Regions from separate parts of the Homo sapiens genome. Here region 1 is linked to region 2. The links are chromatin loops, found by intact Hi-C in ENCODE. Cell type or tissue: Calu3. All regions are shown on one strand. Links, peaks and the distances in the headings refer to the core of each region. The heading gives the core; the rest is flanking DNA.

What was found. A loop is a pair of places that touch in the nucleus more often than their neighbours do. Peaks named below come from ENCODE experiments on the same cell type or tissue, not always from the same donor. Only the 100,000 strongest peaks of a DNase experiment are listed, where the experiment ranks them.
Region 1: a loop joins it to region 2, with 4 times the contacts of the local background. A loop is called at or near these places in 1 of 110 quality-filtered maps.

Annotation. Positions count from the first base shown.
Region 1 is chr3:155,735,874-155,741,256 of GRCh38, forward strand. The region is part of intron 1 of PLCH1 (phospholipase C eta 1); the gene reads right to left. Among named protein-coding and RNA genes, the nearest start is that of PLCH1, 6.5 kb to the right of the region's middle. In Calu3, for the core only: no CTCF peak of the experiment used is centred there; DNase peaks (open chromatin) are centred at 710, 1,228, 2,178, 3,513 and 1 weaker place.
Region 2 is chr3:155,661,733-155,667,115 of GRCh38, forward strand. All of the region lies in intron 2 of PLCH1 (phospholipase C eta 1), which reads right to left. Among named protein-coding and RNA genes, the nearest start is that of PLCH1, 81 kb to the right of the region's middle. In Calu3, for the core only: no CTCF peak of the experiment used is centred there; DNase peaks (open chromatin) are centred at 3,359 and 3,809.

The DNA.
Region 1 (5,383 bases), core at 71-5,070, 74 kb after region 2:
AAGAAACTAATAACACTTTTCTACGGGAGGAAAAACTGAATGGCTGAGGAACAGAGATGTGGGAGGTAATTTTTCCCTAAACGCCCTTGTAAGCTTCTAAAATGTGTAATCATGAAAATATAAGATCTATCCAGTTATTCTTTCCCAAAGAATAAAATTAATACACTAATGAGAAGAATTCTATGAGAAAACGTACACCTTTAATTTAGTTCACCAGATCGGAAGTGAGGACTTTTCAACAATATGTTGGGAATTGGTCCTGATTCAGGTTTTTGCTTTTGACTGAAACTTGGAAACTAAATAACAGATTTCACATTTCTCTCTTTTGACAAAAGAAAAAGAAGTTAGTAAACAGTTTATGTTCTCTCTCTTCCAAGACTGTATTTTAGTGATTTACCCAGTAAATAGAAAAATACTTTCAATCCAAAACCTATTTAAAAGGAGAAAAGTTGTGGTTTAGAGTAGAACATTTGTGTACAAGCCTTTTCTCTTTTTCCATTTAAGAAGAAAAGATTCCTGTGACATTCACATTCAGACAAGGCTCAGGAAAATTCAGGAATAATCACACTACAGTGATTTCTCTTTGGGGAACAAAAGCAATGGGCAAAAAAATAAGAAAAAGAAACTTTCCAGCCTTCACTCCATAAACACACTGCCTGCAAAAGACAGGTTCAGCTGCTCAGTAGTCAGACGAGTCTGATTCCCACCGGTCCCCTGAGCCAGGTTGCAGCCAATAGTGATGCTTTATGAGAGGAAAGAAAACTATTAAAAATTGCAAAACCTCTCCCGCCCTGTTATCGAAATCCAGAAGACCTTAGAGAACACTAGTTTTAAAAATTATAAAATGCAATGAGGCTTATGAAGAAAGTAAGACAGATAATTGCTTTTCTTTTCTTTAAAATTGCTTCCCAGTCTCCTATTTCTACCAGTTAGGAGCTAAGAGACAGTCGTTTATTTATTCATTTATTATTGAAACCCATATATTCTCTTTTTCTTTCTTTGTTTTTATTTTTTCTTTCATTTTATGTATTAAGTTGAAAGCTTCAAAATTCAAAAGGCATAAAAGAGTATACAGGCCGGGCACAGTGGCTCATGCCTGTAACCTCAGCACTTTGGGAGGCCGAAGCGGCTGGATTGCCTGAGCTCAGGAGTTCGAGACCAGCCTGGGCAACACGGTGAAACCCCGTCTCTACTAAAATACAAAAGAAATTAGCCGGGCGTGGTGGCGCACGTCTGTAGTCCCAGCTACTCCCGAGGCTGAGGCAGGAGAATCGCATGAATCCGGAAAGCGGAGGTTGCAGTGAGCCGAGATCACGCCACTGCACTCCAGCCTGGGTGACAGAGCAAGCCTCCGTCTCAAAAAAAAAAAAAAAAAAGAGTATATGGTGAATTGTTTACCTCTGACTTCTGTCCCTTAGTAATCAACTTCTTAATTCTTGTGTATCCTTCTGAAGATTTTTTTCTTTTTTCTTTGTTGAGACAGGGTCTCAATCTATCACCCAGGCTGGAGTGCAGTGGCAGGATCACAGCTCACTGCAACATCAACCTCCTGGGTTCAAACAATCCTCCCACCTCGGCCTCCCAAAGTGCAGGGATTACAAGCGTGAGCCACCATGCCCTGCCCTCCTAGAGATATTATGTATGTGTAAAAGAAAAGGTGGTTCCCCCTCAAATATAAATTAAAAAATCAGAGGGTCTTCACATAACCCTAACTCCTTATATTAACACATTACTGTTCTATGAAGCAATCTCTTCTTTAAAAAATAAATTTTCAATACCTCCTATATCACTCAAAGATAAGAAAGAGCTATTTGGCAAAAAGAAATAGGATGTCTGGAGAACTACATTGCATATGATTTTATAGCAAATCAACTCACTGAATTTCTGGTCCAGGATTCTGACCTGAAAAACCTGTGTAGATCTTCCAAGTTCCCAGCAGAAATAATTCTGCAGAAGTTTTATTAGCACTCCATGCAGATCTAAGGTCCAGAAGCCTCTTCAACTTAATTGAAGAGGGAGAGAAGAGGGAAGTGGGAAGCTGAATTCAAATGTTTGGTTCTTGTGGACTAGCAACAAGGAAGTGAAGACAGATGAAAGAGAAACCTTGAGTGCCTTGGATCAGTTAATCAGTAACTCACTGACGCTGGCACTAAACTAGATCCCGCTGACATCCAGTGGCAATTGACCGGGTAAGGCTAGACAAGTTTGTAAGTCTCTTGCTCAGTGCAAAAGAACCAGCCACAGAGAGAAGAGGCTGCTTGGAGAATAAGCTACAGAAAACAACTAAAGAGCAAAACCCAGAGAGCCCTCCAGGGACCTGTGTGGTGTCTGAGGCAGAGGCTGAATTCCAAGACAGAGTCCAGCACCCACTTTTTTTGAAACCCTTAGCATTTTCTTCTAGCCTGGAGTCAGGTACTAGGGAAGAAAGAAGACCCAGAAGAAGGGTGTGCTTTTTAAGGTGTGGTGCGCTATTAAGAATGCTGGACTGCCGGGAGTAGTGGCTCGTGCCTGTAATCTCAACACTTTGGGAGGTAGAGGTCGGAGGATTGCTTGAGCACAGGAGTTCGAGACCAGCCTGGAAATATAGTGAGACCCTGTCTCTACAAAATTTCTTTTAAAAATTAGCGGGGCGGGGCGCAGTGGCTCACGCCTGTAATTCCAGCACTGCGGGAGGCCGAGGCAGGCGGGTCACGAGGTCAGGAGATCAAGACCAGCCTGGCTAACACGGTGAAACCCTGTCTCTACTAAAAATACAAAAAAAAAATTAGTTGGGCGTGCTGGCGGGTGCCTATAATGCCAGCTACTAGGGAGGTTGAGGCAGGAGAATCGCTTGAAACCGGGAGGCGGAGGTTGCAGTGAGCCGAGATCCCCCCACTGCACTCCAGCCTGGACAACAGAGCGAGACTCCACCTCCAAAAAAAAAAAAAAATAGCATAACATGGTGGCACACGCCCGTAGTCCCAGCTACTCAGGAGGCTGAGGGGCAAGGACCTCTTGAGCCCTGGAGGTGGAGGCTGCAGTGAACCAAGATCGTGCCAGTGACAGAGGGAGACCCTGTCTCAAAAAAATATACAAAAATAAAAGCATGCTAGACTTAGGTGTCTTAGGTATCCATCGCAACTCAGCCACCAATTGGCTGTGTGAACGATGACATTCCTGAGCCCAGTTTCTTTATGCTGAAACCAGCTCAAAAATACTGCAAATCTAAAACCAGCTCAGTACAAGCCAGTTGCAACTTCCCAGTACCACAGCAGTTTTAGGAGCACCAAAACTCCAGCTTCTGGAATAACTTAAGACATTTTCAGCAACTGTCCAAGGCAATTCTCATCTCCAGTTTGAAAAACATTGCAAAACACTACCCGGTCCATTCTAGCAGTAAATCTATCAATACTACCTCAAGAAAAATAATCGGGCAACATTTAGATAAAACCAACATCTAAATCTTAGGATGTCAGAAAGCACACATTAAAATCATGAGGAATCCTCTTAGACCCACCACAAGATGGCAACAATCCAGAAGTGGTAAGTGAGCAAGTCGATGTGGAAAAATCTCTACAGCACATAACCTAAACACCACTTCCAAAAACATAGCCCACATCGTTTATAAACAAAGTCGTGAATGTTTTCTGGAACCAGACCTGAATTTACAACCTCCTAAACTCCATGTAGGGAATGCAGTTTCTTTACTCTCCAGACAGCTTATCAGAAACTCTCTACCTGTCTATACTTTGCATAAATGGTGAATTTGAAAATAAAAGTAACCCAGCGTTTGTCACAAATTTCCCGCCTATTACCACTGCATTCCTGAGTAGTAATAGGATGTAACAGAACATGGAGGCAGACAGACGTGGGTTCAAATTCCAAGTCTGTTCCACGTTCGTCTGTCCCATGTTACATCTTAGGCAAGAAACTAACCTCTCTGAACCTCATCAGTAACATAGGATAAGAATTCCTGCCTCTCTTGATTATTGTGTATTATAAAAAGACATAAAATAAGTGCCATCACGTTAGGAATACATTAATGTTCACTTCCTCCTTTTCTTCCAGAATCCTTTAAAATATTTACAGAACAATAAATAACCAGAAAAACTATCCCCCCTTATGGTAAATCCCAATCATGCCAAAATTCCTCAGACCAAAATAGATACCAAATGAAAAACAGCTTTTTTGTACTTAGACATAGCGTGTGTACCATATGTGTTCTCATGATACACACATGCTTATAAAAAGATATTGTCAGAAGGTAACCACTGTTGGCTAGGTGCGATGACTCAGGCCTGTAATCCCAGCACTTTGGGAGGCCAAGGCAGGCGGATCATCTGAGGTCAGGAGTTCGAGACCAGTCTGGCCAACATGGCAAAACCCCATCTCTACTAAAAATACAAAAATTAGCCGGGCATGATGGCGGGCGCCTGTAATCCCAGTTACTCAGGAGGCTGAGGCAGGAGAATCACTTGAACCCAGGAGGTAGAGGTTGCAGTGAGCCAAGATCTACTGCACTCTAGCCTGGGTGATAGAGAGAGACTCTGTCTCAAAAAAAAAAAAAAAAAAGAAGAAGAAGAAGGTAACCACTGTTAATTCTACCCAACAATATTAGGTTAAATCATATGACATTGCTGATGTTTGACCACCTTATATTTACAACTATAGCAGTTTCATATAGTTGGAAATAGCAAATCTAGGGCAAGGATTCGAGGCCAGGAGCAGTGGTTCATAACTGTAATCCCAGCACCTTGAGAGGCCGAGGAGGGAGGATCACTTGAGCCCAGGAGTTCAAAACTACCCTGAGCAACATAGTGAGACCTCATGTCTAAAATTAAAAATCGTATTTAAAAAATAAAGCAAGGATTCAATATCTGTCTGCCCTCCCTAGATTTCCTGAAAACAACAAGATCATTAGAAATCAGTAACTCTGCGTTGTCATCCCCATTCTGCCATTTATTAGCTGTGTGACTTTTAAGAAAATCATTTAGCAACTTTGGGCCCTGGCTTCCAGATTTATACGATACATATGGTAGATTTATCTTTTTCTGCTCTGTAATTTAATGACTATAATAAGGCATAGGCACTTAGGTTAGTGCCACCAAAATACATAGCTGGTAAGAACATTTTAAACTTAGCTATCCACGTTATCTTGGTTGTCCCTTCTGCATCTATCCTGCCCTCTTCCACTACGAAGCACAGAAGACAGAGATCTTGATGATAATAAAATAAAGCTGTGTAAACTTCTTCACAGGCTTCTTAAAATGCACTTCTAATTTGGCACACCCTACCACAGCAGTACTGGATTTCTCCTTAAACAAAAATGGTCACGGGTGTCAAAGAGATGTGAGTGAGTGTCCACTGAACTGTGTCTAAATGATTTTCCTTGTGACCAAAGCCA
Region 2 (5,383 bases), core at 310-5,309:
GATAACCCACAGAGTTATGCACCAAACTGTGAGCAAAAATGAATACAGTTAGGGTTGTGGTCTGCTCTCTGTTCATTTGGTAATTTCCATAAGCAAGCTCAGAGCACTCAGGTAGTTAGTTTTCTTTTCTAAAGCTAAGGAGCTAATCTTAAGCAAATAGGCACTTCCTACTTCTTCAAGCATTTGACTCAACTAGAGACAGTACATAAACACAGTGTTTGGTAATGTTGTAATGGTATCTGATAACACTCTAGAAACACCTCTTAATGAATCAGCAGAATCTACCTGAGTTAGGGCTGTCACCTTCCATATTCTGGTTAGGGGCCCATCACCCACATAGTTCAATGAAAGGCCTTGAAGGTATTGCTTTAACAAGCTCATGATGAGGACACTCACTAGAACTAGAGAAGCTATTGCCATGATCTGAAAACTGTATATGAGCTAGGCACGGTGGCTCTTGCCTATAATCCAACACTTTGGGAGGCCAAGGTGGGAGAATCCTTTGAGGCCAAGAGTTCAAGATCAGCCTTAGCAACAGACTGAGACCCTGTCTGCACACACACAAAAAAAATATTTAATTAAAAAATTAGCTAGTCATAGTGGTGCACACCTGTAGTTCCAGCTACTTGGGTGGCTGAAGTAGGAGAATAGTTTGAGCCCAGGAGTTAGAGGTGGCAGTGAGCTATAATCGCACCACTGCACTCCAGCCTAGGTGACAGAGTGACACCGTCTCTAAAAAAAAATTAAAAATAAAAATAAAACCTATATATGTATATATACAAGTTTTTTTTTTTTAATCTTAAGCCTAAAATAAGAGACTAAAATAAGAGGCCAAAGAGAATGGAGACACATTGCAACCAAATACCCCCAGCCCCAGTGGGATCTCTAAATTTTTCTTAGATTATTATTGCCTTTCAGGTTTATGTATTTCTTTTTTTGTTTTGTTTTTTTAGATGGAGTCTCACTCTGTCGTCCTGACTGGAGTGCAGTGGCGCAATCTCAGCTCACTGCAACCTCCACCTCCCAGGTTCAAGTGATTCTCATCCCTCAGCCTCCAAGTAGCTGGGATTACAGGCGACAACCACCACGCCCGGCTACTTTTTGTATTTTTAGTAGAGATGGGGTTTCGCCATGTTGGCCAGGCTGGTCTTGAACTCCTGACCTCAGGTAATCCGCCCACCTTGGCCTCCCAAAATTCTGGGATTACAGACTGGAGCCACCACTCCCAGTTCAGGTTTATGTATTTCTTACCTTTCTTCTTTTTTGGCTATAATTTAAAAAAGTATTAAATCTTTTCTTCTGATTGAAAAATCTCCAATGTTTTATAAATAAACAATCATGGTGTGCCAGCTCCATCGTAGGACACTAGTGCAGATTATAAGGATGCCAAGTGGAATGAGACACTGTCCCTGTTATGTAAATCTCCTAGGAGAAACACACTCTGATATTTTCAATAGTTAAATTCTAGAAAGGTTTTCTGGCTAAGTTCATATCTTGTGTTTTCTACATCCTCTTAAAATCTTACTATTTAAAATATAAAGACAAAAGAGCAATCTACAAAAATCTATGTATATCTCTTTTGTAACCTGTGATTTAATCAATTTAGACAACTGCCTTTGGTTAGATTTGGGTAACTAAGAATATGCATGGAGAAGCAAATCCTGACCTAATTCTATCACTAACTAACTGCTGAAACCTTTTGCTCTCTTTCCGCTTTTGCTCCTTTCTCCCACTTTCCATAAGCCAGTCAAAGTATTCAAGCTCCACATTATTCTAGCTGTAGAGACTTCTGCTCCAGATATTAATGTCTATAAAAATATTATCTCCCAGCAAAACCTTCCCTGTCTCTCAAAAGTAGGAAACATTTACCCATTCCTTTTGTATCTTCTCCCACTTAGTTGTGTGTGCCTCACGCAGGGGCTATGGCTTATTTACCCAGCTATCCTTTGCACACAGTATAATGCAAGATGCATAACAGCTACTAAGCAGTCAATAAACATTAGCTCCATGAACTTCCCCTCCAACATTTAGCTTAATATCTCTACATGCTAAATGCTGAATTTGTACTGATTGGCTGATATAAACTCTTAATTTGCCAATCATTAGAGGAAAAGCATTACTATCAAGTTTGCACCACTATTGTTTAGGCTATTATGTCTTCAAACTATTATAGCAAAATTCAGGCTATGCAACAAGCAGAAGCAAACATTAATGAGACAGTGCACTTGTGATACCAAAGCATTCCTCAGCCAACTGTCTTTTACTCTGCCTTTTACTCCCTGCTATAATCATTCAGTTAATATTTGCTAACCGATGAGTTGAATAGTGATGCATCATAAACAGTCTGATGACAGTACCAATTATAAAGACAAGAAAGGACCATGTGTTTATGTTCAGAAAAGAAACTGGCAAAGGCAGCATAGTAGAGGGGATTCAGCTGGGACTGAACTCAGGGTGCCTGATTATCTTGGCTAGTTCGCTATTCCACAAGTGTAAAGAAACCTATGGTGCTCATCCACCCTAGTGGAAAAGCATCTTTCCTACTGAAATTACCTTCCAGCTGCATAATGTCTGAACTATAGGGCTCTAAAAAGAGATTTCAACCCTTCGGTCAAGACTCCCTGAGCACCTGCTGTAACTCAGGTTCTATAATAAACAATAAAAGAATAAGATCTCAGACACTCACAGTCTAGTCTAAATGCTGGCAAACATTTTTTGTATAAAGCCAGATAGTAAATGTTTTAGGCTGTGTGGTCCATACAGCCTCTGTGGCAATCACTTTTGCATGCAGAGCAAAAGCAGCGTTAGAAAATATGTACACTATTAAATATGGCTATGTTTGGGTTGTAGTCTGCTTTATATACAAAATCAGGCAACTGACTGAATTTGGCCCACAGGGCGTAGTTTGCCAACTCTTGGTATTCAGGTACATTTTTTTAAATTGCAAAACAGTGAGCTGTATGTTGATGAAAGCTTCCCCTTGCATTTGCATAACATTTCATAATTTATGAAGCTATTTCATATATATTAGCTCAAAATTTAATCCCTCATACCAACCCTTTAAAATAGGTAGGTCTTATTATCTTCATTTTATAAATAAGAAAACTAAGGCTCAAATAAATTAATTTCCTTAAGTCATCATATAGGTAGAGATGGAGCTAAGATTTGAGCTTCCACCTTACAGGCGTAGATTACTAAATGCTCACCAAAACTTACTTCCTCTTCCTCCAGTGCACACAGACCGACTGCATTTTCCAGACTCCTTTGCAGTTGGGTGTGGCCATGTGATTAGGTTCTGGCCAGTGGAATTTGGGCATTGCCCTTTAAAACTTCCTCATAAAAACTGGCTAACATGATCCTCTGCTTTCTTTTCTCCTTCCATTTGGCCAGAGGAGGTACTCCTAGGGTAATCTTTTGGGTAACATGTTGACAACAGCAGAACCACAAGACAGAAGCAGCCTGGGCCGCTGAATCATCTCTTGGAAGAGAGCCACTCAAGCAGGAACACTTGTATTAGACTGGGAAAGCAGTAAGAAATGTGTATTAAGCCACTGAGATAGCTTTATCTGCATATTACTTTAGCTAATAGAGCCTGTGCCCAGGTCCAGTGTTGTTTGCATTCAACTATAGCCAAGATGCAAAGGATGAGTTTACCAGGCCAATGAGACAGAAGAGATCATATTTCAGAAGGGGACATTCAGGCAAAGCAAAGAGTGCTTTCAAGAAAGAAGAAATTGTTCTACATGGTTAAATAGTAAACTAGCAAGGTAGTGGAAGGAGAGGAGGCAAAGATAAGCACTGGGAAAGACCTGTGCCAACACTGCGGTAAAAGGACTTGGAGAGAACAAGAGACAGCAATTAGATCTGCCTCTAGCACACTCAATCTAAGGAAGAAGAGGCTGGAGGCAGGGAGACCACCCCTAGAGTCTGATCAGCCCCGGCCTCACCAGAGCAGAGCTGTGAGCCGGCAAAATATTTTCTTTATGTACCCTGATTTTTAAATAAATCTGATTTTTTCCAATTATAAATGTAATATATGATAATTACAAATGTATAAAGAAGTATGAAGAAGAAAATAAATCACAAATAATCTCATACTCAAAGATAACCAGTATTAATATTTCAGAGCATAAACTTCTGAGCTCATTTTACCTTTCTCTTTAGCAGATATGTTTAGGCATGAAGAAAAATGGAAATGTAAGATAATATTTTCAATTGACTATAACTATCAGCATCTTCTCATATCAATCACCATAGATATTCACATACTATTAGTAGCCTTGTGCACACAGTATAGATGTGCTATCATTTTTTAAAATCAATTGTCTACTAGTATATATTTAGGTTGCTCCCTTTTTCTTGCTATTACAAAAATTATTGCAATAAACTTACTTATACATTTATCTTCGTGCAAATGTACAAGCAATTTGACAGGACTAATTTCTGAGCCAAAGAGTTTTTCTACTGTCAAATTGCCCTCCAGAGAGATGGTACTAATTCAGATTCCCACTAGTGGTGTATAAAAGTGCCAATTTTCCCACACTTTTGGTGACATTGAATGTCATCTTTTTTTTCCTTTTAATTCTTTGGCAATCTGGTAAGGCAAAAACATATATATCTATCTCATTCTTTTAATTTTTGAAAACACAGTTACTCAAGTTTTTAGTTCTCTTCTTTGTATTTTAAAATATTCTCTCTGGTCTATGGATGATCCTAAACATATATTTATTATCTTTAAAGTTACAGTGTGTTTAATTTATACAACTGGGCTAAGTGAATAGAAGCAGAGTCATTTTTGGATTTGAAAGACTTAGTGTGAAAGAAGTTAACACAAATAATCACATGTTAATTCTCCTCAAGGGGTATCAAGGATGGTGGGTGAATTAGCATTGTCAGAATTGAGTAGATAATCTATTTCTGCTTTTATGTGCTCTAAATAACAAGCCAGGTACTCATTAAAATTAGCTAAGGATTTGTTTAAGTTATTGCTTCTTTGGTGTTTTTCACACCTTTATCATATGCTTGACTTATCTTTGGTTTTGGTTATATACTAGCTAGGGCAAAGGGTAAATATACAAGGAAGCTTAGAGAAAAAATATAAGTAGAAAACTAATATAGGTTGTCAAACCTGAGAAAAAGGAAATGATGAGACACAGATGAGGTGTGTGTGTGTGTGTGTGTGTGTGTGTGTGTGTGTGCATGTGTGTGTAAGACAGATACTAAAATGAGCAGGCATGTATTATTAGGACATATATTCCAAGGTAACATTTATTAAAGGCCTATGTACCAAGCACTGGACAAGACTTGTTATCCACATTATTTTATCTGATCCTCACAACTCTTTGAAGTGCACAGAATCCATATTTTTTAAATGAAAATGCCC